Linked DNA regions of Mus musculus: region 1 is linked to region 2. Evidence: chromatin loops called from intact Hi-C (ENCODE). Cell type or tissue: left cerebral cortex. All regions are shown on one strand. Each heading gives the region's core, and the rest is flanking DNA. Links, peaks and the distances in the headings are about the cores only. Region 1 has its middle 43 kb from the start of Gm26081. Region 2 holds the start of Pcdh10 (protocadherin 10).

The links. A loop is a pair of places that touch in the nucleus more often than their neighbours do. Peaks named below come from ENCODE experiments on the same cell type or tissue, not always from the same donor. Only the 100,000 strongest peaks of a DNase experiment are listed, where the experiment ranks them.
Region 1: it touches region 2 in a loop (4-fold over the local background); 2 of 42 quality-filtered maps call a loop at or near these places.

What each region holds. Positions count from the first base shown.
Region 1 is chr3:46,324,665-46,340,010 of GRCm38, forward strand. No RefSeq gene overlaps it. Among named protein-coding and RNA genes, the nearest start is that of Gm26081, 43 kb to the left of the region's middle. In left cerebral cortex, for the core only: no CTCF peak of the experiment used is centred there; DNase peaks (open chromatin) are centred at 7,554, 10,114 and 10,640; H3K27ac peaks cover 2,017 bases.
Region 2 is chr3:45,375,555-45,390,900 of GRCm38, forward strand. It overlaps Pcdh10 (protocadherin 10), which reads left to right and starts at 2,844. Exons shown (of 5, transcript NM_001098172.1): 1 at 2,844-6,329; 2 at 7,977-8,035; 3 at 8,546-8,652. The coding sequence starts at 3,699. 2610316D01Rik (RIKEN cDNA 2610316D01 gene) reads right to left here and starts at 2,706. Exons shown (of 9, transcript NR_045172.1): 1 at 2,588-2,706. In left cerebral cortex, for the core only: CTCF peaks have their summits at 5,458, 5,659 and 8,437; DNase peaks (open chromatin) are centred at 4,194, 4,538, 4,730, 5,146 and 11 more places; H3K4me3 peaks cover 7,984 bases; H3K27ac peaks cover 5,993 bases.

The DNA of each region.
Region 1 (15,346 bases), core at 3,236-11,235, 950 kb after region 2:
CCTCCCACAATTGCAATATTTTTAATTTAAAACAGGTCTTTTAGTAAGAGTAAAAATAAATTTATCCGGCCCATCACAAATGAATTAAAACAGAATAATAGATAATATAAATGTAAAAATAATATTCATTGATTTTTCTTTTGCTTTTATGTTTTGTTAGCCCACAGATATATTATAATTGAAATATTATAATGAGATTTACTTTGTACTACTGAATACTGCAAAGCATAATAACTTCAAATATGAATAAAAGTATATGTGGTTCAGTCTTAGTGCTTGGAGTGAATTGAGCACATAATCTCCCATTTAAAACTCTTTTCTAATTTGAATTTCAGTGTACATTAGAAATCCAAATGTGTTTTTTTTTTCCTTCTTACGTCAAGTGCTTTTTCCAGTGCTGGACTTCAAATGAGAGTCGTGGGTGTCCTTAGTGAGTCTGTCACTGCTCAGCTGTCAACTCATGCACTTAAATGCTTTGCCTTCTGTGGGCATTTGCATCTGGTCCTTCATCAGCCATCGATGTTCACTTCTGTCCCCTGTGCAGCATTGAGGATACTGTGTCTGAGCTGTGTCACATATTGTATCTTGTAACTCTTATATTCTTCATGACCTGAATAACCTACTTTCTAGATGCCTGGAGTTATTTCTCCAGTGTAAAGTAGGTGCTACAATGCTTTAGAGATGAACAGCTTAGAGTAGTTAACTAGGCTCACAACAGAGAAACGCATCCATCTTTTCAAAGCAGCCTTCTTACTGACAGCAGTGCAAAAATCATAGGAAGTTAAAAATTAATAAATAAAACAGTCTGAAATGTTATTTTCTTATCTACTATTTCTCTGTTAGGATATAAATCTTAATATATTACAAATCAATTCAATGAGCACCAATGTATGTTTGAGTCATAGAAAACTTGATACTAAATCTAAGAAGCCTAAATCTAAATGTTAGTCACATCTAGAATCTTGACACAAAAGGAGCAAAGAGACATAAAAGCTAAATTCTAAAATCAACAATAAAGGGGTCATCAAGTAAGAGTCAGATTTCAAAGAAATAGAACTTTGTGTTTTATCAAACCACTCTCTTCTTCAAAAAATACAATACAATGCTTACTTTTTATACAATATGTTGTTTTTGAAACTTTTCCCCCAAAATGAAATTTTTGATATAGATGATATAGATATAAGCAATGTAATATGCTTTCTACTGCATGTGAGACCTGTCAATCAACAAAATGTGTGGAAAGCCAACAGGGTTTCTGATATTCATTTTCTTTGTACAACTCCATTTTCTTATGTATGTCGTGACAACTGATGCAGTCTACTACTGATGCATGTGTGGGAAGTATGTTGTTGAGTGCTATGGGGACTGGCTCCATGGGCATTTATATGCATTTGAGTTTAGAATTAAATCCTTTATAAGTATCTGGATTATCAGGAATAAACTTTCTATATAATTGAATGAATATGGGTTAGTACTTATAAACCTGTACAATATTGTCCCTAAGTGATTATTACAAGTTAGTGTCCTGGTCATATGAAACAGAGTGTTGGATAATATACCTTTACAAATTTGAAAAAAAAAACATTCAGTGATTGTTTAAAAATGACTTGGTATTAGTATTATTCTATAAAATATCATAATGCAAATGTCTTTGAAATTTATCTGACATTGAAAAAGGAGTTATTTTCATTACTTATCAGTTTACAAAGCAGAAGCTTGATCCTCCTGACTGTCCTTTCAGGCAGTGTTCAGAAGTATCCTTGCTATAACCCAGCCATGGGCCATTTGCCCATTGATTTCCCCTTAGTGGCTTAGTGGTTTTGTTGTTGGTTTAGTTTAGTTTAGTTTAGTTTAGGTATTTTTTTTGTGTTGGAGAGGGGAGTCATTCCCCTCAAATATGTGTTTTCTCTAAATTGTTTTCTTCTTCATGTTGGAATATGCTCAAGATACTTCAAAATGATACATAGATTAAAATGCTTGATTTTAAGGAAATTTTACATTAAACCTAGAATACAGAAGTAGTCCATATTTCACAAAAGCAGGAAGAGAATCCTAGAACACTGGATTATTCCATTATGTTGGCCATTATGTTTCCTAATTCCCACCCTGTATTTGCCCCAACCGAATGTCATGCATATCTCTCGAGACTTACAAAATTTTAAGGCTCTTACAAATTGTGTATTTAGGAATGTTTGATTTGTTTTAATCATATCACTGTTTAAAAATTAGCCATTATCATTCAGAATTGCTAACTTCTATCTAAAACAGAGCCTTTCTATCTTATCAATTGTTAAATTTTACAATGATATCTATTTTCTATTATTTGATGATCTTATATTAACATTATATTTGTTCAGTATGAAATTGTGGAAAGTGGGAATCCTAACCCTGTCTTGAGTATGATAGACTTATGTATCCAAGTGGACTATAGATTTCCTATGTATTCTCAGCCATGTCAAGAGTTGATTCAATGTATCTCTAGAAATATTTGTCTATAATTTTGGAAGAAACAGTGGTGAGATTTCATAAGGTTCTCATAGACTTCAAGAGAAATTGTAGCATGATGAGATATATTTATTGGTTTTCTAACATGGAATTATCCTGAATTCATGGACTAAGTCCTACTTCGTGATGATCTGTAATTTTGCATTGGTTTTATTTGTTTAATCTTCAATTTTGCACTTTTATAAAAGAATGGTATTATCAGCTCTTTATAAGATTTAGACAGTATTAATATACTCTATCAGATTTATATTACAATAATTTATAGTATGTTGAAACTTTCTAATTTTTGAAAACTTTGAAAAATTTCCTGATGAAAATTGCTAGATTTGAGTCTCCTTTTTGGTTAATTTGTTTTGCAATATTTTTTCTAGGAAAACTCTGCTATTTAGTAATTTCAACTTCTATTAATTCCTACTAAATTATTTCAAATCTACTTTAATTATATTATGATATATTATTGATTTTTTAAATCATTCTCTGTTCATATTTCTTTTTGGTACTGTCCCTTGTTCTCTTTTCTGTTTCTTTCATTTTTAATTAATAAACTCTTGGTATATAAAGCATATGATTTTATACATAGGTTTATTTTAAAATCTTTATAGATACTAATTTATTTTATGTGTTATATTTATATTTGCTTTAAACTTTGTACTTGTTGTTTTATTTTTAGTTTGTGGGCCTAAAAATATAACATAAACTTTATCTCTGTAGCTTCAGGTGGAAAGACAAATGTAAGCATGGCTTCGCTTTTGATCCCTATTCAAAGAGCACATAAAAGCAGGTACAGTGAAACTAATAGAAAAGAAACTGGGGAAGAATCTCGAACACATGGGCAATAGGGGAAATTTTCCTGACCAGAACACCAATAGCTTATGCTCTAAGATCAAAAATTGACAAATGGGACCTCATAAAATTACAAGGCTACTGTAAGGCAAAGGACACTGTCAATAGGACAAAAGGGTAACCATCAAGTTGAGAAAAGATCTTTACCAATCCTACATCTGATAGAGGGCTAGTATCCAATATATACAAAGAACTCAAGAAGTTAGTCTCCAGAGAAGAAAATACCCCTATTTAAAAAATAAGGGTACAGAGCTAAACAAAATATTATCAATTGAAGAATAACGAATGAGAAGCATTTTAAGAAATGTTCAACATCTTTAGTTATTAGGGAAATGCAAATCAAAACAACCCTGAGATTCCACATCATACCGTAGGTCAGAATGTCTAAGATCAAAAACTCAGGTGACAACGCATGCTGGCAAGGATTTTGTAAAAGAGGAACACTCCTTCATTCCTGGTGGGATTGCAAGTTGGTACAATCACTCTTCAAATCAATCTGGAGGTTCTTCAGAAAATTGGATATACTCCTACCTGAGGACCTAGCTGTATTACTCTTGAGCATACACCTAGAAAATGCTCCAACATGTAATAAGGGAACATGCTCCACTCTGTTCATACCAGCCTTATTTATAATAGCCAGAAGCTGGAAAGAACCCAGATTTCCCTCTACAGAGGAATGGATACAGAAAATATGGTACATTTACAAAATGGAATACTACTCAGCTATTAAAACCAGTGAATTTATGAAATTCACAGGCAAATGGATGGAACTAGAAAATATCATTCTGAGTTATGCAACCCAATCACAAAAGAGCATATATGGTATAAACTTATTTTTAAGTGGATATTAGCCCAGAAGCTCAGAATACCCAAGATACAATTCACATACCACATGAAGTTCAAGAAGAAGGAAGACCAAAGTATGGATACTTTGGTCCTTCTTTGATAGGGGAACAAAATACTCAAGGAAGGACATAAGGAGTCAAAGTGTGGAACAGAGACTGAAGGAAAGACCATCCAGAGACTGCCCCACCTCAGAATCCATCCTGTATACAGTCACCAAACCCATACACTCTTGTGGATGCCAACAAGTGCTTGCTGACAGGAAACTTAAATAGCTGTCTCCTGATAGGCTTTGCCCATTTCTGGAAAATACAGAAGTGTATACTCACAGCCAATCATTGGACTGAGGACAGGGTCTTCAATGGAGGAGTTAGAGAAAGGACTGAAGGATCTGAAGGGGCTTGCAGTCCCATAGGAGGAACAAAAAAAATGAACCAAGTAGTACCCCCAGAACTCCCAGGGCCTAAACTATCAACCAAACAGTACAAATGGAGGGAGCCATGGCTCCAGTTGCATATGTAGCAGAGGATTGCATTGTTGGACATCAATGGAAGGAGAGGCCCTTGGTCTTGAGAACAATCTATGCCCCAATGTAGGAAATGCCTGGACAGGGAAGCAGAATCAGTGTATTGGTAAGTGTGAGGGAGGGGTGGGATAGGGGTTTTTGGAGGGGAAATAAGGAAAGGGGATAACATTTTAAATGTACATAAAGAAAATATTTAATTTAAAAAAACATTTGAGATTATTGTTTCCAATATTGGTTCAAATAATCAATTCTGTTTTATCATTGTTCTTCAATTGGCATTCCTGTATGTATTATCTGTATTTGTAGACTTCTTGGTAAGGCATTAATACAAGAAGGAATAGAGCCCTTACTTCCTAATAGTCCATGAAAATACTATAAGCATCACAGGAAATTTAAATACCCACTTTCACAAAGAAACCCTAATGGCTTCTGATGAGAAAGCACTTGACTTGCTTTAGTATGGAATTGCTATTTGACTTACCACTGGCCTTAATCCTTGATATTTTGAAAGAGTTAGAAATAGCTGAACTGTAAAATATTTAACTTATATGTCTTTTGTAATATATCTAAACCAACCAATGATTTAAAGCCAGCTCACACATATAGCAAATGTATATCCCTTACTAGAATATATAGATCCATATTTGCAGAGAATAAAATGAGTTCAGATATCCAAGCACTGCTTTTATTAACTACATTATTTATTTTACCTTAAATTTAAAGAAAACTATAACCAGCCATACTAATATTAGTAATATTTGATCATTGAGTTCTTTTAAGTAGTGGAGCAATTGGAACTACAGAACACATCAATTGAAGTGATTAAAATCTTTTTCTAAATTATTTTCCAGCTGGGCATTGGGGGTATATGAGTTTGAGACCAGCCTATTCTACAGAGGGAGTTCCAGGACAGCCAAAGCTTCACAGAGAAACACAGACTTGAATGTACATGTGTGTGTGTGTGTATGTGTGTGTGTGTGTGTGTGTGTGTGTGTGTGTGTGTGCATGTATCAGCTAAAAACCTATCACTTTAATTTTATTAGACTATTTTGCTCATCTAATAACAAAATCTTCAACAAATTGCAACAAAATTAAAGATAGATAATCTAAAACCACAAAGATATGAACACCACATATTTAACAGAGAAATGACTATTGATATAAATGTAGAACAAGAAACAGTCTGCCATAAAAATAATGTTATCTGAACTCAAAAGTTAATCAGTCAAACAAACAACGACAAAAAGTTTCCCTTCTATATACAAGTAATAAACAGGCTGAGAAAGCAAACATGGAAGCAACATCACTCACAATAGTCATAAATAACTGAAAATGTCTGGGTATAACTGCAGCCAAGCAAGTGAAAGAGCTTCATGGCAAGAACTAAAAACACTGAAGAAACAATTGAAAATGACATCAGAAGATGGAAAGATTTCCCATTTTCATGGATTGGTGGGATTAACATAGTAAAAATGCCCATCTTAACAAAAGAAATCTACAGATTCAGTACATTTCCCACCAAAATTCCAAAATTATTCTATACAGACCTTTAAAGAACAATACACAACTTCATATGGAAAAAAAAACCAAAAGAAATTAAAAACAAAAATAAACAAACAAAATTAGGACAGCAGAATCAATTCTTTACCAAAAAAAAACACAAATAGAGGTGTTGCCATCCCTGGTGTCAGTCTGTATTACAGAGCAATAAAGAACAAGAACACCTGGTATTGGCATAAAAACAGATTGATCGTGGATGAGAAGGCCCAGAAGCAAATCCACGCACCCCTGAACTCTTAATTTTTCACAAGTGTATAATAATAATAATAATAATAATAATAATAATAATAATAATAATAAAGGATCTTCAAGAAACGATGCTGGTCTAAGTGGATGTCAAGATGTTAAAGTATGCAAACAGATCCACATCTATCACCCTGCACTCAAATAAAATGCATCAAAGACTTCAAGATAAAAACCAGATATACTACACCTGGTAGAGAAGAAAGCAGGAATTAGTCTTGAATACTTTAGCACAGGAGATAACTTCCTGAACAGAACACCAATCTATATTGCTTTTCAAACTCTTTTCCATATGCAATATTTTAATTCCTCTTGCAGCTTCCCGCAGGGCTTCTTCACAAGCCCAAATTCTATATCTTAGAACTTGTACCTTAATTCCCTTAGGCAGGTAATGCCAGGGGGTCAAATCAGTATGTCCCAGTCTTTCCAGGAAGGTTAGTTCACTAATCCATCTACTTCCTGGAGGGGTCCAATCACTTCTACCCAGCATTTTATCTTTTCTGTTATGCATATATCTTCCAATAATATTTCCCCTAATAACATTTCTGAATCAAACTTTATCTCATCGTTGCTTACTAATCCAGTATACCCAGCTAATTCTTTCTCTATCTTGTCCCTTGAATTTTCTATGGACATCCCTGTCCTTAGTGATCTAGGCCCATTATGTCTAGAGTGACAGATTGAATGGCCAGGGTCAGAGCAGTTTGTTCCTAATAGACATCACAGTCATTTTCTTCTATAGCAACACTCATAATCTCTTATTCAGAAAAAAAAAAAAATAGAAGAAGAATTTACTACAGTTTTATTTGAGGAGAAATGTGGTATAGAAAAAGACAAAACAGACACGCATACATGAAAGAGCATTGCCATCTGTATACTAGAAAGGCAGAGATGCATTGTTCAGGCTGGCTGTATTCCTGCAGCTAAAACGTGTCATGGAGCTGCCTTTGCAACTCTGTTGAACCTGAAAGGAAGAGAGTACCGCACAGGAATACCATCAAGTTCATGGAAAGCAGTAAGAGAGAGTTGAGAGGGTGAGTAGAGTAGCACAGAGAGGAAGAAAGGAAGGAAGCATTGTTGCTAGGAGAGTGGTACAGAGACAGGTTGCAGAGACATAATAAGCTAGATACAGGTGAAGAAAGTATGTGCCAGAGAATGAGAAGGCGACAGAAGATGAAAACATATTGCCAAAGTTAGTTTGATGCCAAGCAGAGCAATTCAGGAGGAACATGGAGAAGCAAGATTGAACCATTTAGCTAGCAGAGGAGTTTGACCAGCCAGTTAGAGTTCAGAAAGAACAAGAGAGAATGAGTTTAATGCAAGAGAAAAAATTTCGGAGTCTGAAAAGAATCTATGCTTAGATTAGATGTATGGAGTAAAAAAGCTTCCAGGACTGTTCCTGTTCGTGTGTGTACCTGTGTGTGTGAATGTGTGTGTGTGAATGTGTGTGTGTGTGTGTGTGTGTGTGTGTGTGTGTGTGTGTGTGTGTGTGTGTAGGATATATATATATATATATATATATATATCCCTAATTTCAAATTCATGGGTATTTTCCATTAATTATTATTGCATCTATATGTATTTGTATATAAAACTACTAATCTTCCTATCTCGATTGTGTTTCCCATCTTTTGTAAGGAAGATATGCTTCCCCCTGTTCTGCCTTGCTCAAGGCTCAAGCTATTCTTATGATCCACTCAAAAATTCGCCCTCCAAACAGATATCATGCTTATAAAGTCCTATGAATTGTTATTATGAATAGTCTTATTTTTCTGGACATTGATCTAATAACTAAAGAAAATTATTCTTAATATGTTATTAGTGACTAAGAATATATTTTATAAGATAGTGGCTCATGTTCTCATGCTAATTAGATTACCTGAAAAACTTTTTGCAGTGTTCCACACATAGGACTAAAGGAAGCCTGTCCCCAGTTGGTTTTTGACTGGGCAATAAAGTTATAGGCGGCCAATGGTTGCTCAGGGAGACAGAGGTGGGACTTTTAGGATTCAGGGAAGGGACCTAAGAAAGAGGAGGAGATACTTCCGTGGCCATAGGATATGGAAAATCCTGGAAAGGTGCAGGAGGGAGAGACTGCTGAAATGTAGGTGCAGGGGGAAAGCAGCCCCAAGAGCTCTGTCCAGCTAGGTACAGGCAGCCAAGAAAAATTATAGATTTTGGAAGTATTAACTCAAGGAAATGGAGGGGAGTGTGTTAGCCATGTGGAGTTAGGGATTGGCTCAGGTGTTGAACTGTTTAAGGTATTTAAAATATAAGGCTGTGTATGTGTGTCTTTCTTTCAGGAATCCAGAAAACTGGGACAGTAGCAAGAAGCAGGTGCACACCTGCCTGGGAATTTAGAGTAGATTAACAAACGACCACTTCAGGTTTAGGATTATGCCAATTTCTTTATCATGTCACCACATCCTGAATATTTACGAATCAAAATCGAGATGATCATCATTCTTGACTTAATAGGAACAATATTAATTTTAAAGAATTTTTTGTTTCTTTAAAGGATATGTATGAGTGAGTGGGATTATATGAACACATATGCACTTGGTTGAAATTTGCACTGGCTATAGACAGCTACCCTGTCGATAAATTTACAGATGGCTTTGTGTCTCTAAAAGATGGTGCCTGAGCTGACCATAGGTCTTCTGCAAGAGTAAGATCCTCTCTTAACCACTGAACTAACTAACTAACTAACTAACTAACTCTCTCTCTCTCTCTCTCTCTCTCTCTCTCTCTCTCTCCTCAGTCATATGATTTTATTTACTTATCTTATTATCTTTTATGTAGCAAATGTGACAATATAATTAGAAGTGAATCTTGATGTCTTCAAAGTAAATTAGAAGGTGGAAATTTTTGAATTAAAGAGTGAATAGCAGGAGATGTGTGAGAGCTACAGAAATGATGGGGGGAAGTCCTCTTTCATGACTGATGGAAGCATACATGTGTATATTTTATTTTGTACAGCACTGCTTCAATAGTTAAAAACCTGTGGTCAGTACAGGTCTAAATTTTGAATTTTAAATTAAGTAAGAATATATAGATATAATAGTCAAAGTATTAGCCAAGTCATTTGTAGCAAATCTAGAAGTTCGGTCTCTCCTGTTTAAAGTGGCAAACTTTATACCAATTATTATACCTGCTCTCTGTCATACTTCAATATCAGAATATTATGAGGCTAAAGAATATCTACTGTTTTCACATACTTCATTATATCCTCAAGTAAGGACTCTACTAAGCCTTAAGGAAAACAGGTTTCATAAAACTATAAAAAAATACATGCCAAGTCAGTAGAAAAGATATGAAATATATTTTTGTCAAATTGAGCTTACATTTTTAATAACACATTTTAAAATCACATTTGGTATCCAGTAACTTTAACTGAGGCTCTATATTCCTAAGAAGATTATATAAAAAATGCTACTTGCATAACATTCTAGGGAGAAGATTTAGAATGTGTTATCTTCTAAAGATCATTTAAATATAAGACTATGCAGCAATTATCCATGCATGTTTTAAACATCAGATGGCAAAAAGAAAATCACCTCATCCTGTTCAATGGGAACAATCTGGAGGCAAGTGGTGTGTGTTGTGATTGTTTTATTATTTTTAGTTTCACAGAAAATGCTTGCCAGAATTTGATTACCTGCCCAAGCCCTCGAAAGTAGCTACAAAAATTAACACTACAGCAAATCTATTAGTAAAAAAAAATAGTGCTTTAATTCAATTTGTGTATGATGTTAAAACCAACTTTAAATAAGAATCTTGAAGATTTCTGACACACTTTTCAAGATTCCAAGAGTGCCTAGGAGAAGTCAACTAAAGAACAACTCATGGTGAATGTACCAAACCTCAATCCTGAGACATGAAATGCCAGAATTTTCATTTTCAAGCAGCTTTGCCAGTAAATATTTTCCAAACTTCAAATAACATTAATTTCTATCATATTCAACTATTTACAAACCCCATACCTTTAGAGGGAGGATAGGAAAATAGAAGAAGGGAGAAGAAGGGAGAGAGAGAGAGAGAGAGGCTTTCAAAAACACTTTCTCCATTAAGATAAAGCATTCTTATTCGGCTTTGCCTTCTGCTCAGCTGCTCTAAATGAATCTAGCAGGAATGTTCTATTCATGTTCTGGATTGTTATGTATCTCTGCAACCTTTCATGTATTTGGAAAATGTCTCAACCCTGATAACTGTCTGGCACATTTTTTCAGAAGGTCTGTTGGTACAATCCATGACAGAACACAAAGTAACTCTAGCTTCAGGTAGTTTATGTTCTAGAGGATTTGGGAATAGCCTGTTTTTCAGACCATTTATCACTTAATATTTTTGGTACACTTGATTCTTTGCTTGCCTTGCACATGATATTTCTGATTTCCATTGGAAGAAGTTGTTTCTTTCCGTATCCTTTTCCCTAGGCAGTAAACTACTTTGGATTTATGGTTTTAGTCAACAGAAATCTTGTTTTTCTTCAATCATAATGTATATACAATATATTTTCATCATATTATTACTCCTATTCAACTCATAAAGTCTCCTTCCCTCCCTAACCATTCAATTTAATATTTTCTTTCCTTTCTCTTAAAAAAATAGTTTAAAAACAATAGGAATTTTGAAAAAATCTTAAAAACACTGAGAAAAATCACTACATCAAGTAATAACAAAGCACACACAAAAATTTACAAAGGACACACACACAAACACACACACACACACACACACACACACACACACACACACACACACACACACACGGTGTCTGTTTTGTGCTTGCTGGCTACTTCTGGGCATAAGGCCTTGTCTTATGGAGTAGGTTTAAGTACCCTGTGACATGCCATTCGAGAAAACCAACTTTTTCTTTCAAGTAGGTAACAATTACACAATTATTTCTTGGTTTGTTGTGCAAAGTGAATTTGACTCCTACTTCTCAGTGTTGAGATTGAGCCTGGTTCGACCCTATGCATATCCGCATGCTGTCGGAGTCTCTGTAAATTAGTATATGTATATATACATTTTCTGAGAGTCATCTATCACCTCTGGCTGCTACAAGAGTTCTTCATCCTCTTTCTCATAGAAATCTGAGCTATCAGGAAAGTAGATTTATAAAGACATCCCATTCAGGGATGACTGCTATGGCTCTCCTTTAATCCTGCAAAATAAACATATTCATTAATTTCTGGCACTCAATATCTACAGCAACAGTCACACCCATGCTGCACTAACAAGAGAATGGCTGTTTCATACAGGGTTCAGTAATTTCCATTTTAATTTGGATGTATTGACTGAAGCAAGATGATTGGTGTTTATAACAGGCAGTTAGCCTGATCTAAATTACATATACCAGGGTATTAGGGTATAAGTCTATGTGTTATATTTGGATGTTCTCATATATACATGTATATGTATATATATGTGTGTGTGTGTGTGTTCATATGTATATATTATATATATGTATCTTACATATATTACATGTATATTATATATTATATGTATATGTATATATAGATCAGTTATATGACCTAGTCCAATATATATTATTGAGCCAGGGAAGTGTTGAGGGTGAAAACAGAAGAGGAAGATGTGAAAATAAATGCTGATAGACTTTATCACTATGATGTACACCTCTCATCTACACTTAAAATTACTTCAGTTCCTATTTGATTTTTTTCAGATGCCTTCACAATGCAGTGAACTTTCTCATCAAAATTCTAGTTTTGATATGAATCTGATAAATTTCAATAATGCACGCTTTTCTGTACATGGGAAGTCATTGTTGAATCTACCTGTTTAGCTAATGAATGATTATAATATGAGGAACAACCATGAAAAGTCCATACTGGTGAGGTCACTGGGCATAATACAGTGTAGTAAGCAACAGAGAGAAGCAAATGATAGTGCAACAGCAGTTCCCAGAATCAAGTGAAGTCTATACCTACATCAATATTTTGTTCCAACTATGAAAAGCAGATTTAAGAAAGCAACAATAAGTATGTTGTTCATGCCTGTTCATGGCTTTGTTGGCTCATGCCAGGGATACATGAGCTGGTGAGATAGATATAGGAACATAGGAAGTTCAAGTAAGCCTGGGCTATAGGGTGAGATCTGATTTTACACACATGGTCACCCACAGATAAATTGAGTGACTTACAGTTAAAATATTACAATCATATTATAAATGTTTAGAAGAAAAGTAAGATTGCAGAAAATTAAAAAAAAAAAGAAAGAAAGAAAGGAAAGGAGAGAAAATGGCATTGAGTAAGTAATGACCACTATATAAATGTTATTCTGAGGAGAAAGAGACAAGAGGGCCATCCATGAACTTTTTATCTGTTTTTTTCTTCACATGGAACTTCATAATAATCATTTCCTTGATACAATATTCTATAATATCTTAAAGTGGCAGAAGGAATACATATATCAGCAATATCCAGCATTCAAAAATATTTCCAAACTCATATTTGAAACTCACATTTGTATTTTATTGTAGAAAAAAGAGCTGTTCCCTACACAATGGACACAATCATTTTATTTGGTTTTCTGTTACACAAATCATACAAAGTCACATAGATTGATGTAATAAAAAATCATGAAGTTTTATGATTGCAGGCTAAATAAGTATGCAACTTCAAAAAATGTGCTTTGCTTAAACTTTCTATGTTTCATTTTTCCATTTGCAATAAACTACTGATGAAATTGCTTGCATAAAACTACTAAGAAAATATCAATTGTTTGGCATCCATATAATCTATCAAAAATTCCAAATTATCCAAAAATCCTCACATTTCTTTGCTTCTGTTATAATTATTTTTATTTTCTCTGAGTCTTTTGGATGCTTATTTTGTTAGAAGAGTTTCCTATTCAAAACTTTTAAAAATCAATTACATAACCTGGATTTCAATTTCTAAGTCAACTCTGAGCTTGTAAAGGGGTTTCATTTGGAAATAAGCTTGACATTCAAAGCTCACACCACTGCCTCCAGGGCTGCTTAGCACAGGATGTAATCCTCACAAAAATAGTATTTGATCCCAGGGAGGAGAAAAGAGATAATGGATTGCTTCTCTGAACAAAAACCCCATAAAAGCAAGTTTCTGGGTGTACTGGCTAGTTTTGTGTCAACTTGACACAGCTGGAGTTACCACAGAGAAAGGAGCTTCAGTTGAGGAAATGCCTCCATGAGATCCAACTGTAAGGCATTTTCTCAATTAGTGACCAAGGGGGAAAGGCCCCTTGTGGGTGGGACCATCTCTGGGCTGGTAGTCTTAGGTTCTATAAGAGAGCAAGCTGAGCAAGCCAGATGAGGCAAGCCAGTAAAGAACATCCCTCCATGGCCTCTGCATCAGCTCCTGCTTTCTTACCTGCTTGAGTTCCAGTCCTGACTTCCTTGGTGATGAACAGCAGTATGGAAGTGTAAGCCGAATAAACCCTTTCCTCCCCAACTTGCTTCTTGGTCATGATGTTTTGTCCAGGAATAGAAACCCTGACTAAGACAAATTGGTACCAGAAGTGGGGTATTCCTGTGACAACCTGACCATGTTTTGGGGAGGACTGTGGATGGACTTTGGAACTTTGGGCTTAAAGATCCATCCGTTGTTAAGAGCTCTGTCAGATGTTGTGTAGGAGCTTGGAAGATAATGTTGAGAACACTGCAGAAGATGGAGGTCTGGTTTGTGAAATTTCAGAGGGAAAATTAAAGACTCTTTTCAGGGCCATTGCTGTTTTGAATGTGAAGATTCTGTAGTTCTGGTTAGCTGGGGCTGAAGAATCAGCTGTGATTAACAAGATACCAGAACTACCAAAGCAAAAACTTTGCATTACTGGGACTATTGATGCTGGTTAGCTGGAGCTAAGAAATTAGCGGTGATTAAGAAGAGACCAGCATCATTGAGGTGACATCTTCTGGGAAGTGTTTTCTGAAAGCACAAAGATGCTGTGTTCCAGAGATGGCCAAGGTTGTACTCCTGCTGCAGCAGGACTTGGTAATATGTAAGGGTCACCCAGGTGGTACTGGTTTTGAAGGCATGAAGGGGTCACGCAAAGCAGCTGAGGCTCGGCACTGTGAGAGGCCATGGAAGGCCATTGCTGAAGGTACAGCCTCAGTTGCAATTGAAGGCCCAGGACTGAAGGGGTCATGCAGTGTTTCGGAGATGCCAGTACCATGAGATGACCACCAAGAGCAGCAGCAGCAGTGGAGTACAGGCATCTGGAGCCTAGAGGATGACGTGTGTGCTACAAAGGGCCTGGCTGGAGAAGTGACCCAAGCCCTTGGAGGAGCCCAGAAGATCGTGAGTTGGATCCCAGACATTGGACGGTTAGAGATTGACTTTTGCTTTTGATTGTGACTGTGCCCTGATATTTTCCCTCTTGAAGGAAGAAACTGTTTTAGTGGAGCCCACAGTTAAGAGACTTTTAATTGTAAAAAGACTTTGGATTTTAAAAGAGATGGACATTTTAAAGAGTTTGAAATTTTAAGAATATGTAAAGACTGTGGGACTTTTAAAGTTATTTAGATATTGGGGATGAATAAGATTGTAAGAGTTGAGGCTTACTAATGATGTGTTTGTGTGTCAAGTTGACAAGGGGTCAATTGTACTGGCTAGTTTTGTGTCAACTTGACACAGCTGGAGTTACCACAGAGAAAGGAGCTTCAGTTGAGGAAATGCCTCCATGAGATCCAACTGTAAGGCATTTTCTCAATTAGTGACCAAGGGGGAAAGGCCCCTTGTGGGTGGGACCATCTCTGGGCTGGTAGTCTTAGGTTCTATAAGAGAGCAAGCTGAGCAAGCCAGATGAGGCAAGCCAGTAAAGAACATC
Region 2 (15,346 bases), core at 3,806-11,805:
GAAAAATTTAAGTACTGTTTTTGAGCTCAAGATCACAGGATTGGTTTCTTTCAAAGACCTTATTATAATGCCCACCTGCAAATGTTGGGTGCGAGCAAACTGCCCATGCAATCCTCCTTGGCTTGAGTTTTCTCAGGGAGGGCAGAGGGCCTGGGTCGCTTTTATTTGGCTAGGAGGACTCCATTGTCACCCCTATAGTCCAGGGGATGGCACCTCAGAGACCAAAAAAGTCAGCGAGGCAGGACCAGTGGAGAAGCCTGGCTTTGCTTTGATGGCCTGGACTCTGGCCTCCGTGACCTGCAGAATGCAGCAGAGCCCCCAGCAGGCAAACCCTACAAAGGCAGAAGGCGGGCTCCACAGCAAAATCATTTCACTTGCCCTATGCCGCTTTCGCCGCTAGGAGACGCCTGCAACCCACGTTTCTGGAAATGGTCCCCATTCAAACACAGCTGCCACCATTTAAAAAAAAAAAAAAAAAAAAAAAAAAAAAAAAGCGGCTCAAGTGTTACAGTGGATGCACTGATTATTTACAGGGAAATCTCAGGGAAATCTGGCCATCTCTTCACGTTCTCATCTCCACCTCGGCAAGCTCGCCGGCGTTCTGCAAACGCCCTAAGTCAGCTCGAACTTCAAGCTCCTTTCCGAGACACAAACCTCCGCCAGCACATCTGCACTGTCATTCCGCAGCGTGTCTCTCACACGAAAACATGCAGACACACAAGTGTTCCGTCCGTACAAATAAACACATTAAAGCATTACCATCGTGTTTGGATTTTTTTTTAAAGGCCCAGGGTTTCGGATGAGTCAGCTTGGGGTGCTAGAAAAATTGCATTTTAATGTTGTAGCTCTGAAGGGAGGGGGAGGGGCGGGAAGCACAGATGGCCACAGTGTATTAATATTCGGATACACTCTGAGCCCCTTTTCATTGATCCACAGGTCCTTTTTCTGCTCTGCCGCTTCATTCTCCGCCGCAGACGTGACGCTAAAATCATTTTAAACTGTAGCGGTTTGGTTTTGGCGGATGGTCAATTCAATGCAGCTGGAAAAGGCTTAGCCATGTTTGCTGGCTCCTTTTCCACCTACCCTCTTAAAGGTAGAACCCATCTCTCCGCAAGAGGCAAGTGGTAGGGGTAGGGGAACAGGCCGTTAAACACGGACTCTCCCGAGTGGTCCGAGCACGCCTCGCTGTCAATCACGCGTGGGGACGCGCACTCCTAATTTCTTTCCAGAAGGCACTGTAGCGTACCTTGCGGGCGGGGTGGGGGGTGGGAGGGGAGGGCAGTATAGGGGGAGGGGTGGTACCATTCCTTCCCTTCGGTTGCTGTAGCGTTACTCCTGGGTCATTCATTACCGGGAAGCCTCTAGGGAGTCATTCTAGTCTTTGGCTTAAACGGCTCCTCCGGAAAATAAACAACCTATTCCTTGCGGGCAGCACGTTGATAAGTATTAAAACGTATTCTTCGATATTTATCCTTGAAGGACAGGCATTCAGCGGGCTCTCCCAGCAGCGGAGAGTTCGTTCCCGCCGCCTTATAACTTCCCGGGAACTGGGCGTGTGGATACCCGTGGCTAGTCAGGCGCGCGGCTCAGAATCCCCGGACTGCTCCCCAGGGATTCGCACCGAACTCAGCTTGTGGCCAGCCAGCGAGGACGAGGGCCAGCACCAGGAATGTGCAAACGTGCCGGTGGATTCCCGCAGCGGTGCACACTCTATCCCCCGTGTGCGTGTGCACCGCCCCGCCCGCCCTCGCGGCCACCCCACGGTCATTCTCCAGAGAGCTGTCTTCGGGCTGGGCATGTACCTTCTTCCCACACCCCCTCTAGTTATGGAGGCAGGGATGGATCACCAAGGGTAAAAGAAAAATAAATAATTAAAACAGAAATCAGGCAAAAGAAGAAAAGAAAAGAAAAGCCCGCGCTCGCCACTGCTGCCTGGCGCGGGGCCAGGCGAGGCGCAGGGATATTGCTAGCGCCTCGCTGTGATGGGTGGTGCTGGATCCGGTGCCCTAGAGTGGGTTTAACGATGGCGGGCTCCCATGCATAAACTACAAAGAAGCCCCCAGTCCTTGACTGGGGTACTCACAGTTCGAAGCAATGTCCCCAAACGAGTTAATTTAGTAACCAAGCATTTTGTGGGTAGACATTAGATGGGTAGACGTTCAACCATCTGCCCGTCTATAGGAGCTGTCGCCCCAAGTCCCTTGGTCTGAATCCCTCCGCTTTAGGGGGAATTCACCTCCGCACTCCCTTTGCAGCCTGGTCTATCCTCCCCACACCTCCCCTTCTGACCCTCTAGCTTTGATTGACACATGCCATTTTATGCCGGCATTTAAATTGTCCGCGCGCATCTCTGCCAGAGTCCCTTGCTTTGGTAACCCCTACATGACTACCGGCCCCGGGGCAACTTTCCCCTCTTCTTGGTGATTTCTTTCCACGATCAGCAGGAGGGAAAACACCTTAAAGGAAAAAAAGAATGTTAGCGTCACTGGAAACCCCGCTCCTTGGAGAGGCTACCGCAGCTGTTGCTATTATGTTTTCGTATTTGCTGATGCAAACAGGGGAACCTCTCTTATTCCCTGCCCATTACCTGCGGCTGGGGACTGGGAACTTTCCGCGGCAGAGTCCCCTGCAAGCGCCTCGGGACCTGCGGGCTGTTCTTGCTCTCACACTCACACTCACTCCCGCAGCCAAAGCGAGCGTTCTGCCCCGCCCCTCCTGGCTGCCGCGTGACGTAACTACTTGACGGCCACTTTAGCCAACGAACAGTCGCTCGGTGGGTGGTGCTCCTCGGCGATTGGTTGGCAGAATGAGGGCGCTGCGCAAAAACAGAGAAGCGGAGCGCTCGGAGCTCAGAAACTGCCAGCCGAGATCACAAGCATTGGGGCTGAAGCAGGAGGCAGGATGGACTGAGAGGAGAAGAGGCAGGTTAGAGGGAGAGAGGCTTGCAAAGGAAACAGCAGAAAAGAAATAGCTGGTTGTGTTCACGCAAAGCCAGAGCCAGTGAAGTTGAGAATAGACACAAGACTATGAAAGCCAAGAGATGCAAAGAGAGACAGAGGGAAGAAAATGACAAGAGGAACGTCCATCCGGAGAAATGAAGAGAATGAAAGTTTTATGCTGCAGAACGGCTCCGTGTTTTTCCAGCAAAAATTTTTCTCGCTGTCTTTAACCCCGCTCGCGTTTGCCAGCCGTTGATATCAAGAGGCATGTTCAGTGGTGCCGGCAGCATCTCCTCTACCTTCTTTTCCTCTTCATCTTCCTCCTTCTCCTCTTCTTCCTCCTCCACATTCTCCTCCCATCAGCAGGAAGACAAACCTAGGACAGTCTTGAAATATCGAAATTTCCTCCTTGGGATTTGCCAGCGCCGCGTTGCGCCAACACTGTCGGAATAAAGGAGGCTGACTATTGTATGATCGTTATTTTATTAATTGGTCAGTGGGAAGATTACGGCTGAGCATAGGGGACATCTGTCACCCTTTCTGCGCTAAGATTGAAAAATGAGGCTCGATTTGGAGACGCTCTAAAATGAAGCAAAAGGAATCAAAATTTTAATACAGCCACAGGAGCCCCCCCCCCACGCAGCACACTTTTATTTATATTTTTTAGATTATTATTATTCTTTTTGTGGTGGTGGTTGGGGGGCGGTGATCGGGGTGGCTGGCTGGCTACAGGGGAGCTGCTTCCTTTTCCTTTTGGAAATGATTGTGCTGTTATTCTTTGCCTTGCTCTGGATGGTGGACGGAGTCTTTTCCCAGCTTCATTATACTGTGCAGGAAGAGCAGGAACATGGCACTTTCGTGGGGAATATCGCTGAAGACCTGGGCTTGGACATTACAAAACTTTCAGCTCGCAGGTTTCAGACGGTGGCCAACTCACGGACCCCTTACTTGGACCTCAATCTGGAGACCGGGGTTCTGTACGTAAACGAGAAGATAGATCGCGAGCAAATCTGTAAGCAGAGCCCCTCTTGTGTCCTGCACCTGGAGGTCTTTCTGGAGAACCCGCTGGAGCTGTTCCGAGTGGAGATCGAAGTGCTGGACATCAATGACAACCCTCCCTCCTTCCCAGAGCCCGACCTGACAGTGGAGATCTCAGAGAGCGCCACGCCAGGCACCCGCTTTCCCTTGGAGAGCGCCTTCGACCCAGACGTGGGGACCAACTCCTTGCGAGACTACGAGATAACCCCAAATAGCTACTTCTCGCTAGACGTACAGACCCAGGGAGATGGCAACCGATTCGCCGAACTGGTCCTGGAGAAGCCACTGGACCGAGAACAGCAAGCGGTGCACCGCTACGTGCTGACCGCGGTGGACGGGGGAGGAGGGGGAGGAGGAGGGGAAGGAGGGGGAGGCGGTGGGGGAGCCGGCCTGCCCCCCCAGCAGCAGCGTACTGGCACGGCCTTGCTCACCATCCGAGTGCTCGACTCCAACGACAATGTGCCCGCTTTTGACCAACCCGTCTACACAGTTTCCCTACCAGAGAATTCTCCCCCTGGCACGCTAGTGATCCAGCTTAATGCCACCGACCCTGATGAAGGCCAGAATGGCGAGGTCGTGTACTCGTTCAGTAGTCACATTTCACCCAGGGCTCGGGAGCTCTTCGGACTGTCGCCGCGCACCGGCCGGCTGGAGGTGAGCGGCGAGCTGGACTATGAAGAGAGCCCAGTGTATCAGGTGTATGTCCAAGCCAAGGACTTGGGTCCCAATGCTGTGCCTGCGCACTGCAAGGTTCTGGTGAGAGTGCTGGATGCCAACGACAACGCACCAGAGATCAGCTTCAGCACAGTGAAAGAGGCGGTGAGCGAGGGTGCGGCCCCTGGCACGGTGGTGGCTCTGTTCAGCGTGACCGATCGGGACTCAGAGGAGAACGGGCAGGTGCAGTGTGAGCTTCTGGGAGACGTGCCGTTCCGCCTCAAGTCTTCCTTCAAGAATTACTACACTATCGTGACCGAAGCCCCCTTGGACCGAGAGGCTGGGGACTCCTACACCCTGACCGTGGTGGCCCGCGACCGGGGCGAGCCTGCACTCTCCACCAGTAAGTCGATCCAGGTTCAAGTGTCAGATGTGAATGACAATGCGCCGCGCTTCAGCCAGCCGGTCTACGACGTGTATGTGACAGAAAACAATGTGCCGGGTGCCTACATTTACGCGGTGAGCGCCACGGACCGCGACGAAGGGGCCAATGCAAAATTAACCTACTCTATCCTAGAGTGCCAGATCCAAGGAATGAGTGTCTTCACCTACGTGTCCATCAACTCAGACAACGGCTACTTGTACGCCCTGAGATCCTTCGACTATGAGCAGATCAAGGACTTCAGCTTTCAAGTAGAAGCCCGGGACGCCGGCAGTCCCCAGGCGCTGGCCGGCAATGCCACGGTCAACATCTTGATAGTGGATCAGAACGACAACGCCCCCGCCATCGTGGCGCCCCTTCCGGGGCGCAACGGGACTCCAGCCCGCGAGGTGCTGCCGCGCTCTGCCGAACCCGGCTACCTGCTCACTCGTGTGGCCGCAGTGGACGCGGACGACGGCGAGAACGCCAGGCTCACCTACAGCATAGTGCGGGGCAACGAAATGAACCTCTTTCGACTGGACTGGCGCACCGGAGAGCTCCGCACCGCGCGCCGGGTCCCAGCCAAGCGCGACCCCCAGCGGCCTTATGAGCTGGTGATCGAGGTGCGCGACCACGGGCAGCCGCCCCTGTCCTCCACAGCCACCCTGGTGGTTCAGCTGGTGGATGGAGCGGTGGAGCCACAGGGCGGGGGCGGGGACCGAGGCGGAGGGTCTGGGGAACACCTGCGTCCCAGCCGCTCTGGCGGCGGGGAAACTTCACTGGACCTCACACTTATCCTTATCATCGCCCTGGGCTCGGTGTCCTTCATCTTCCTGCTGGCCATGATCGTGTTGGCCGTGCGCTGTCAGAAAGAGAAAAAACTCAACATCTACACGTGTCTCGCGAGCGATTGCTGCCTCTGCTGCTGCTGCTGCGGCAATGGGAGCTCCACCTGCTGCGGCCGCCAAGCCCGGGCGCGCAAGAAGAAACTCAGCAAGTCAGATATCATGTTGGTGCAGAGCGCCAACGTCCCTAGCAACCCGGCCCAGGTGCCGGTAGAGGAGTCCGGAGGCTTCGGTTCCCATCACCACAATCAGAACTATTGCTATCAGGTCTGCCTCACCCCGGAGTCCGCCAAGACCGACCTGATGTTCCTGAAGCCCTGCAGCCCTTCCCGGAGTACAGATGCTGAGCACAATCCCTGCGGAGCCATCGTCACCGGGTACAGCGACCAGCAACCAGACATCATTTCCAACGGAAGCATTTTGTCCAACGAGGTAAGGCTGAAGGGAAAGAAGCACCATCTCTCATCTCCTCCATCAGAAAGCCTCCTTTAGCCCGGCCCTGCATCTCTTCTGGTGCACTGTGTATTTTCAGGTGTTAGCGTGTTTGTGTGGCTGAGGGAAGGGGAGGATTGGGGGTCACCTTTTATCACCTCTTGGTGTGTAACCTAACTTCTGTGTTCTGTGTTCTGACTGCACTCCACCCCTTTGATTTTATTTTCATTCCCCCCTCCCAGCACCCCCCCCCCCCTTTGCTTCTTTGCAACCTTGGAGCTTCCTCCTCCCTCTTCTACATTTATGGTCCTGCCTTCTTTGAAATCTGGGGAATATATGAGAAAAAGCTTGGCGGGAGAGAGAAGTGTGGGGGAGGGGCCAATCACTGACAAAGGTCTTTTTCTCTTTGCATCTGTCCCAGGCATTAATAAAGTTGCTTCCATTTTGGTTTGTTTATCACTGTTTTCAGTCGCGTGTACCAGTAAGCAATAGATTGTTTAACTTTATATGGTTGCCTAAATTGGATTGCATGTTTAGTGATCAGTTCCTTCTCTGAAAAAAAAAGAAAAAACAAAAAAAACAAACAAAAAAAAAAACACAACCACCAAGTCAATTCTGCTCTGGACAGCTTTAACACAAGCTCTTGAAGCCGAATGCCCACACAGTGTGAATTTGAATGAAGTTCCTCTGGCACAGAATCCTGTAAGAGTAAACTAACTGAAAGCTTGAACAACTGTCTTAAATATATCATTCAATAATAATTACTTCCTTGCCACTTTTAGTTTAGTTTTTTTGTTGGTTTTTTTGTTTTTGTTTTGTAGGAATTGCCTACTGTTGGCTTCTTTCTTCAGCAAAGAATTTGGCTTGTCAATTTCAATTTCTTTTTAAAAGGTAGAGACATAGTGGAAAGTTGGAGGGTGGGGAGTGGGGAGAGCCTTGTAAAGCAAAGTTTGGACTGGGAAGGTGTGTGGGCCTTGGGGAGCTTGCAGAGGGCCTCTGGAGGGAAAATGGAGCAGTGTTATGACAGTCACTCTTGGCATCTCCTTATTTTGAGTCTAAGATATAACTGATTGACTTTCACGAATATTTGTATAGCTCACTTGTATCCTAAGTAACTTTGAAAAATAAACAACAAAATAATTTGAGAAAATATCCAAACTTTTTCTTATTGAGCGTGCTGTTTTTTCTTGTGTCCATCCGTATCCACTTAAACACTCCGTAGACTATTGAAAGACAAGATGCAGACTATGATTAGAGTAATTTTATGGTAGACGCAACAGTTTATTAAACCTAGGTATAAGGGTTTTGTTTGTTTTGGTTTTGTTTTTTTTTTTTTTTTTTTTTTGCATTCTCCTTTTAAATAAGACACATTTTCTCTGGGCCAGCAAGTCTGCTTTGTTTTGCTTTGCTTTGAAAGAAAAAAACATATCACCTGTATCAAAGAAATCTAGATTCAAATGTCTCTACATGTTTCTCTTGTTCCTAGCCAGCAATCACCAGGCTGTGACCCTATGAAAACCTTAAAATTCCTTAAGCACAATATATACATGTGCTTAAATCCAACATTCTGAGTTCTTATTCTCAGAAGCAGGATGGTCGTTGTTCTCTCTGAATTTTAGTGCTCTTTATTTATTTATTTTTTCCTAGAATAAACACCAGCGAGCAGAGCTCAGCTATCTAGTTGACAGACCTCGCCGAGTTAACAGGTATGAACTATTTTCAATCCTTAGTTTTGTGTGTGAAAAGTTTCCTACCAAGTATAAGGAGGAAGTAGATGTGTGTTGTTTCATATGAAAAGATGCAATGCATAAAGCATTTTAAACTGAGGCAGGCACAACTACTCTACATAATTCATTTATCTCTATAAGATTAGCTATACAATGTTGTTCATTTATGTAAAAATTATAAAATACTTTTCCAGCTTCTATGACTTATTCACACTGATGTTCATATATATCTTATTTTTAAAAAGACATAGGCATGTTCTTATCTCCAGTCATAGAATAATGTGTAAACTTCACATGTTTCATGTTGCAATTGACTGTGAAGGCTCCGTTTTTAGGGAGTTATTAAGTGGTAAAAATGAGCTTCATATGGAAATCCAAGAGTCTGCAGCACACATTAGTGACCATGTGGTGGCAGAAGAATGTTTTCTGTGTTTGTTCACCTTTTTTTTTTTTCCTTTAATTCTAACATTCTCCTTTTTATGTTTCTAGTTCTGCATTCCAGGAAGCTGACATAGTAAGCTCTAAGGACAGTGGTCATGGAGACAGTGAACAGGGAGACAGTGATCATGATGTCACCAACCGTGGCCAGTCAGCTGGTAAGTGTTAATCTAATACCCATTATATAGCTGTTTATTTAAATACCTCTCCAATGGATGATGAGTTAGGTGATGGTCTGTCTTCCATTGGTCACTGTGCTCCAAAGAAGGTTGTAAAAATTGTTACATCTTTTGAAGTGTTGAGGTTAGAACTGTACTCTAGAATCTAAACACCATGCATTCTAGAGAAAGGTATTTTGCATACAAAGTATCACTGGAGAAGGGGATGATGTTAAAAGTCACAAATGGGTTTTAGTTTGCAGTCCAGGTGTCTGTGGGCTTCATAACATTAGTAATAGACATTTGATAATTAGTGTTGTCTAGGCATCTTTGATCTCCTCCTATTTTGAAAAGAATCAAAATCTGAGCTCAAGCATTGGTTTATGTGTGCTAACTAATGGCCAAAGGTGGCAGTTATAGTACAATGGAACTTTTATATTACATTTTACTTCAAATTTCAAATATGAGTTTGTTCTTTAAGTGTGTGTAAGATCTAATACTAATTACCAATACTAAAAGAACCTATAAGAAATAAACTATGTACCTTAAGATGAAATAAAATTATTTGATTTTTTTTCTACTCCCATTTGGATTTCACCCATGAAAGATGTTTGCTGAATTCTTTCTTCTTAATGCTGTGTTTATTTGAAACAGGAAGGAATGGGAAACCCTGGGAAATTCTTGAAACATCTGAAAAATGTCACCAGTGGGTTACCTCTGGGTGACACTTATTTCTCTTGAGATTTGACCTTGATTTACTCCATAAAGTGATGGAGTTTTAATATTTGAGGTACTATTAGTCATTGAGAGTATTCATTCCTTGACACACTTGGTAGCCCTGGGAATGGTGCAGAGGCACTGTGTCAAAGGGCAGAGCACACCCAGTAGGGCCTGGCAGCAGGGATTGCTACAAGCCTCTCAGTTGGCTAATGTGTGCTCTATCTGTGGCTGCTTAGTCTTGGGAAACCCAGGCAGGAGGAAAGGGAAAAAGAGGCTGCTCAAGGGTCTCTTTATATTGCTGCAAGTCATTAATATGCAGACCTAATGAGACTTGAGAACTGCCAAGAATCCCCGGAGGTCCCTGCCCCTTGCGGGCCTTCACGCTAAGTGAACAGAGCATCTATTTAGTGTCTGGGGTCCTGACAACAAACCAGATCTTGCCAGCAGTTTATATGTGAGTACAAAGTCCCTTTCATGTTTGCCCTATATGTGGTATATGATTTATTGTTATCATTTTAAAACTGTACATTTAGAACTATCGGTTTCTATTTTCCACAAGTTTCTAATTTAACCCCAGCCTCTTACAACAAAAGGTTTGGCATAAGAAAACTGCTACATCTTTCCTTGCATATATTTTATTTCTTTCCCACCCACTCCCTTTTGTGGTTTTCTTTCTTTTTCTTTAAGTAGCACCCGAGTCCCAGTGAGCATTTTAGTGAGCCTAGTCACTTAGAAATACAAAATGAGCCTAATAATCTATGCAAAGGAAAAGGAATGAATAAAAGTTCTCAAGAAAGGCTAGATTTGTTACACAGACATTCCTGGTAGCCTGTCTTCATGAGAGCTATCTTATTTCACAGCACAGTGTTGCTATTTTGTTAATGATTCTTTCAAAGAATTTAGGATCTTAGAGACTTTTAAGGATCATTAAAATGCTAAAATGTGTTCTGCAGCACGTTTTAAATAGGCAAGGCAATGTTTGGCTTTCATCATCTAAGTGCTGAACTTTTTGCCCCCATATCTAAGTTGTTAAATGTGTAAAAGTGATATAGAATTGCCACTCCATTTATGCAGCTTAGTGGTAAGACGGGTAGATACAATGCACTGGGCACAGTAATTGCTGTTTTGCAGTTGTTAGAAAGCACTTACAGTGAGAAGTAATTGCACCTTGGTGTTGAATTGATCAGTTGTAATATGCTTAATTTTATAGTAAGAAGTATTCTGGGTCTTTTGAAAGTAAAAATCTGAATGCATAAAATTAAAATGTCTTTTAGTAAGTGATGTTTTGCCACCCATATTAATGTTTTGTAGTATAAACCTCACAGTGAGTAGGAGGAGTATTTCAGAAGTCATGGTTGTTTTAAAAAATGTCATTTATTTCTTTGTAAAGACAACTTATGGTGATCTTCCAAATTTGCAAAATTAGCTAATTAAGCAAATCTCACTACATATGTTAGGTGAAAATGTAAAATGAATGGAGTGAAAGTGGAAAGACTAAAGATCCCTAATTCTCCCCTGAGCCTGTGTCTCTTCCCAGTGCACAATGAGGCCTACTGTTTCACCTGTTCAATTTTTCTAACTTTTTTTTTTTTTACTTCTTCAATCTTTTCTATGATAACCTTACCTTATACTTACTTATCTGCATATGAAATACTTCCTTTACTGAGTTGTTTCCATTTTGTGTCCTTTACTGTTCATCTTCTTGCTTTTCTGCTATCTAACCCTGCAGCAGTCCCAAACCTTCACAGAAAGGCTGCTGACAAGAAGGCAGCTGCAGAGAGTCACATGAGCTTTCTCAGTTGGCCACTGCACCTGGCTCCCTGCACAAAATGATTGGGCTTGACCACTGCTCTGTGGCACTTTGCTTTCTATAGCCTTGTCAAGGTGCTTTCCGTTTTTTTCAGTGCACTATTGATGTATCGGTTAGATATGGCAGAGGTCCAGGAAGATGTGGTGAAAGCCATCACAAGTGGCAAAACTGATGAGCCACAGCTAAAGGGCAAAAAAGTAGATTTTAAAAAATGTCCAAGCTTCTTTAGTAACTCAGGATATTAAAGCATTTAATTTTCTATCTCAGAATAAGGATCTTAGTTATATGATTTTAAACATTACTAATATCATTGAGGTATATTTACGCAAATCTACTTTGTTGTAAGAAACTGATCTTCATTAAATGTCTATGCTATGAAAAAACTATAAGTTATAAATTTATTTTGATACCTGTCTCTTTCTAAAGATATGCTAGAAGGAGAATCCTAGGTAATTTAGTCACTTTTAACAACTAAAAATTGCCAGCTTTGTCTTACACGTTTTTGTTGCTGTTGTTGTTGTTGAAAAATAAGATATTTATCCATCATGCATGGCAAACTATTAAATATAAATTTATAAATAAAATAGCTAAAATGATCAGTATTTTAAAGATAATAGGCAAAGCATATCATGTATTATGTTAAACCATTGGACGATAACAGCATCTGCCAGAGAAATCTTAATTTTCATGAACTAGAGATCTTTTCTTAATTTCAGTAACATTTCAGATGTTGGCAAATAAAGATTTGACTTATAAATAAAGGGAATTCACTTCAGTTGTTTACAAATATTTGTTCAAGCTTCTGACGAATCTATGAGATATATTCTGATAACGTAAGGAGACTTATAATTGGAAAATATATAGAAGTCAATATACTGAAAGAAAGTGAACAACGCTGTAGGCATTTTGAGCGGTGATAAGATGAAATAGAATTTTGATGTGCATTTTTTTATTTACTAATGTTAATTGTAATGATAAATATCTGGCCCTGGCCTATTCTTATAACTATAGTTAATATCTCTGAAATACTTTGAGATACTTAGAAAGATGGCTAGAAATTTTCTCAAAAAATGAATTTTGTTTTCTTTAAATTTGTTTTGTCACACATACTGAAGGTTGATTAGAAGCAGTATCGTTTTGAAAGGAGCACATATTAAATACACTTCTAATTCCCTGAAGCAGGACCACCTACTGCTACTGAGTAAAATATAAATATGTGTGTCTTAAAATGTACCTGAGTCTATCTTTTTAAAACAGGCAGTCCCTCATATCAGCTGTCATTGCAAAATAGCTTATTCCTGAGGCCTGGAAAGAAATGATTGGAAATAACGATTGCAAGTGAAATTACATATTTTAAGACATTTAGTGTTTGTCCTCAATAGTATTTGAATACTGAATAATAAACAAATGCCAAGTAGTATTATAAAAACGTGTCCTGTGTTTTTCTTGTCTGTACACATAAAATAGGTTTATTCGTAAATGCATTCATTCCACAGAGAAAATAGTAAGTTAAACTTACTAAATTTTGGGCCTTCGATCTGAGTCCTGAGAACTAGTAAGAACAATGTCGATGCTTCTGATTTACATCACAGGTCCTGGAATCGGCTCTCTGTGAAATGGTCACGTTTTGACAAAAAGTTAAATGCATTTCTATGTATTTGGTAATTAAAGTTACAGGGTCAATGTGACTAATGATAAATGATAAGAGAACGCTGTTAGTCATCTAACAGCTCCCCTGTGTGAGGACCCTTAATGGGATACATTCATTTCATTCGCAAACTATTTATCTAAATGACAAATGAAAATGTCCATTTTCTATTAATTTCTCTGTTGCTTATTTGAAGTTTATTGATTATTATGTGGTTTTCATTTTCATTTCTATGTCTGATTTTTTTTTCCTCACGAGAAATAGATCCACTCATTTTACTGATAAAACTGGTGAAATACTCAGGCCTTATTCGAGAGACCTCACTTCCATTCCAGCTATGTATAAGGATATATAATATTGCCCAAAACATCCTACACCACTGCTTCATACATTTATTTAAAACATTGCCTAACAATTTTCTCACTTACTAAGTGAAAACTTATTCAATGTTCCTTAATTTATTGAAATCTTTCAATATTCCTTAATTTTTGTCAAGAACATGAGTGGTGTACATTTTATACATTCTCAGTTCATACAAATTTTTATATATTCTGAGGAAATTTTAACCAGCCTGTAGTAATTAGCAGATTACTCGTAGATTACTACTAGTTTTTTTCTACTACTAATTAGTAGGAAAAAAAATCACCTATTTGCAAGATAAAGAAATATATACAACTCAATATACAATTATATATAAAAGTAATTTTTGCCAAATGCTTTCTTGTATCATTGAGAAATATTACTGACATTAGTTTGTTACTAAGGTAACAATAACTTGAATTACAATGAATACTTGGACATGAATACATAAAATATGATAAATGATTAAAGAACATTGTTATTCATCTAACAGCTCCCCCAAGTGAGGACCCTTAATGGGATACATTTTTTCTTTCATTCGCAAACTATTTATCTAAATGAAAAGTGAAAAAGTCTATTTTCATACGTTTGAATGTATTTGCCCATTTAAAATTATATGTACCAGTTATATTCAGAAAATGTTATTAATTGGAAAATGTTACATTAGTACCTATCTTTCCATGATTGAATATAACAATTGAAATTAACTTTTTGAACTTAAAGATCTATCAATTATTCAATTTATCTTGAACTTTTATTTTCTCTTGTATGTTACAACTGAATACAGTTTCCCCCTCTCTCCACTTCTCCTAATCCTTCACACCATCTCCCTTCTCCACAGTTCTAGCTCTGTTAAAAAAAAAAAAAAAAGACAAAGACCTTCCAGGAATATCCGCCCAACATGGCCTACCAAGATATATCCTACTAAGCACACAGCGTCATATTAAGGCTGAATGAGGCAACCCAAATAGGAGGAAAAGGCTCCCAATGTAGGCAAAAGAGTTAGCTATCCCCCAAATCGCAATGTCAGGAGTCCCAGAAGAACACTAACCTAACGACATTAACATCTTTGCAGAGGACCTAGCTCAGACCCATATAGGGTTTGTAAGCTTCAGTCTCTGAAAGCCCCTATGAGCCATACTTAGTTGATTCTGTGCACCATGCACAGGAAGGATCCAATTTAGTTTGAAAATAATTATACATAATTATTTTTCTCTCAAGTGTGACTTTTGTGATACAAAAGAGCCTTCTTTTTTCCCACCACTATATTATATTAAATATAAGCCTTGTTCCTGGGATGCTGCCTGTATATCATATAAACATGTAACACGGATGTTTTTCTTTTTAACGTGCCTATCTTCTTGCAAAAATAGGATGTGTATAGAGTATAGGAAAACATCTCCTGGATTTTCATTGTGTTCCAAGTCAGACTTTTGTAATCTCAGTTTCAGCATTTAAACTCAAGAGATTACCCACCAATAGTTCATTTTCAGGCGTGTGAATAACAATCACTAATAGGCTGTTAAAATCTAAGTATATAAAATGAAAAGTCATTATTTAGTGAGATTTATATATAGTAAATAACTTGGTGTTGTTTCCTCAAAAATATTTTTTTTAGTTAATGGGCTTTAAGTCTAAAACAATTGTAGAAATTATACAAGTTTCATTATTTTGAAATATTTATTATCTTGTCTAAGTATTTTCAAGTACACTTGCATGTAAATCAATGTGTAATACAATACTTCAGTTGAAACACTAAAACCTACTTTGAGAGCTCAGAGAATTCTAGATACTTGTGAAATTAAGAATAAAAGGTACTCATTAAATAAATATTCTATGTTAATTTTAAAATCTGAGTTTTTCATGCATTTCAAAGACTTTATGATATAAATTAATCACACTTTAGATATTTGAAATTAATCAAAATTATACTTGCCAGATGTCTCAGTAGGAAAAAGTCCTTGCAGCTAAATCACATGAACTGATGAGTTTTGTCCTTATTAATTACATCATGGAAGGAGAGAAACCTTCTATACAAGTAGTTCTCTGACCTGTCCATGTGCCTTGGCACATATACTCACATAAACATTCTCTCTCTCTCTCTCTCTCTCTCTCTCTCTCTCTCTCTCTCTCTCTCTCTCTCTCTCTCTCTGTCT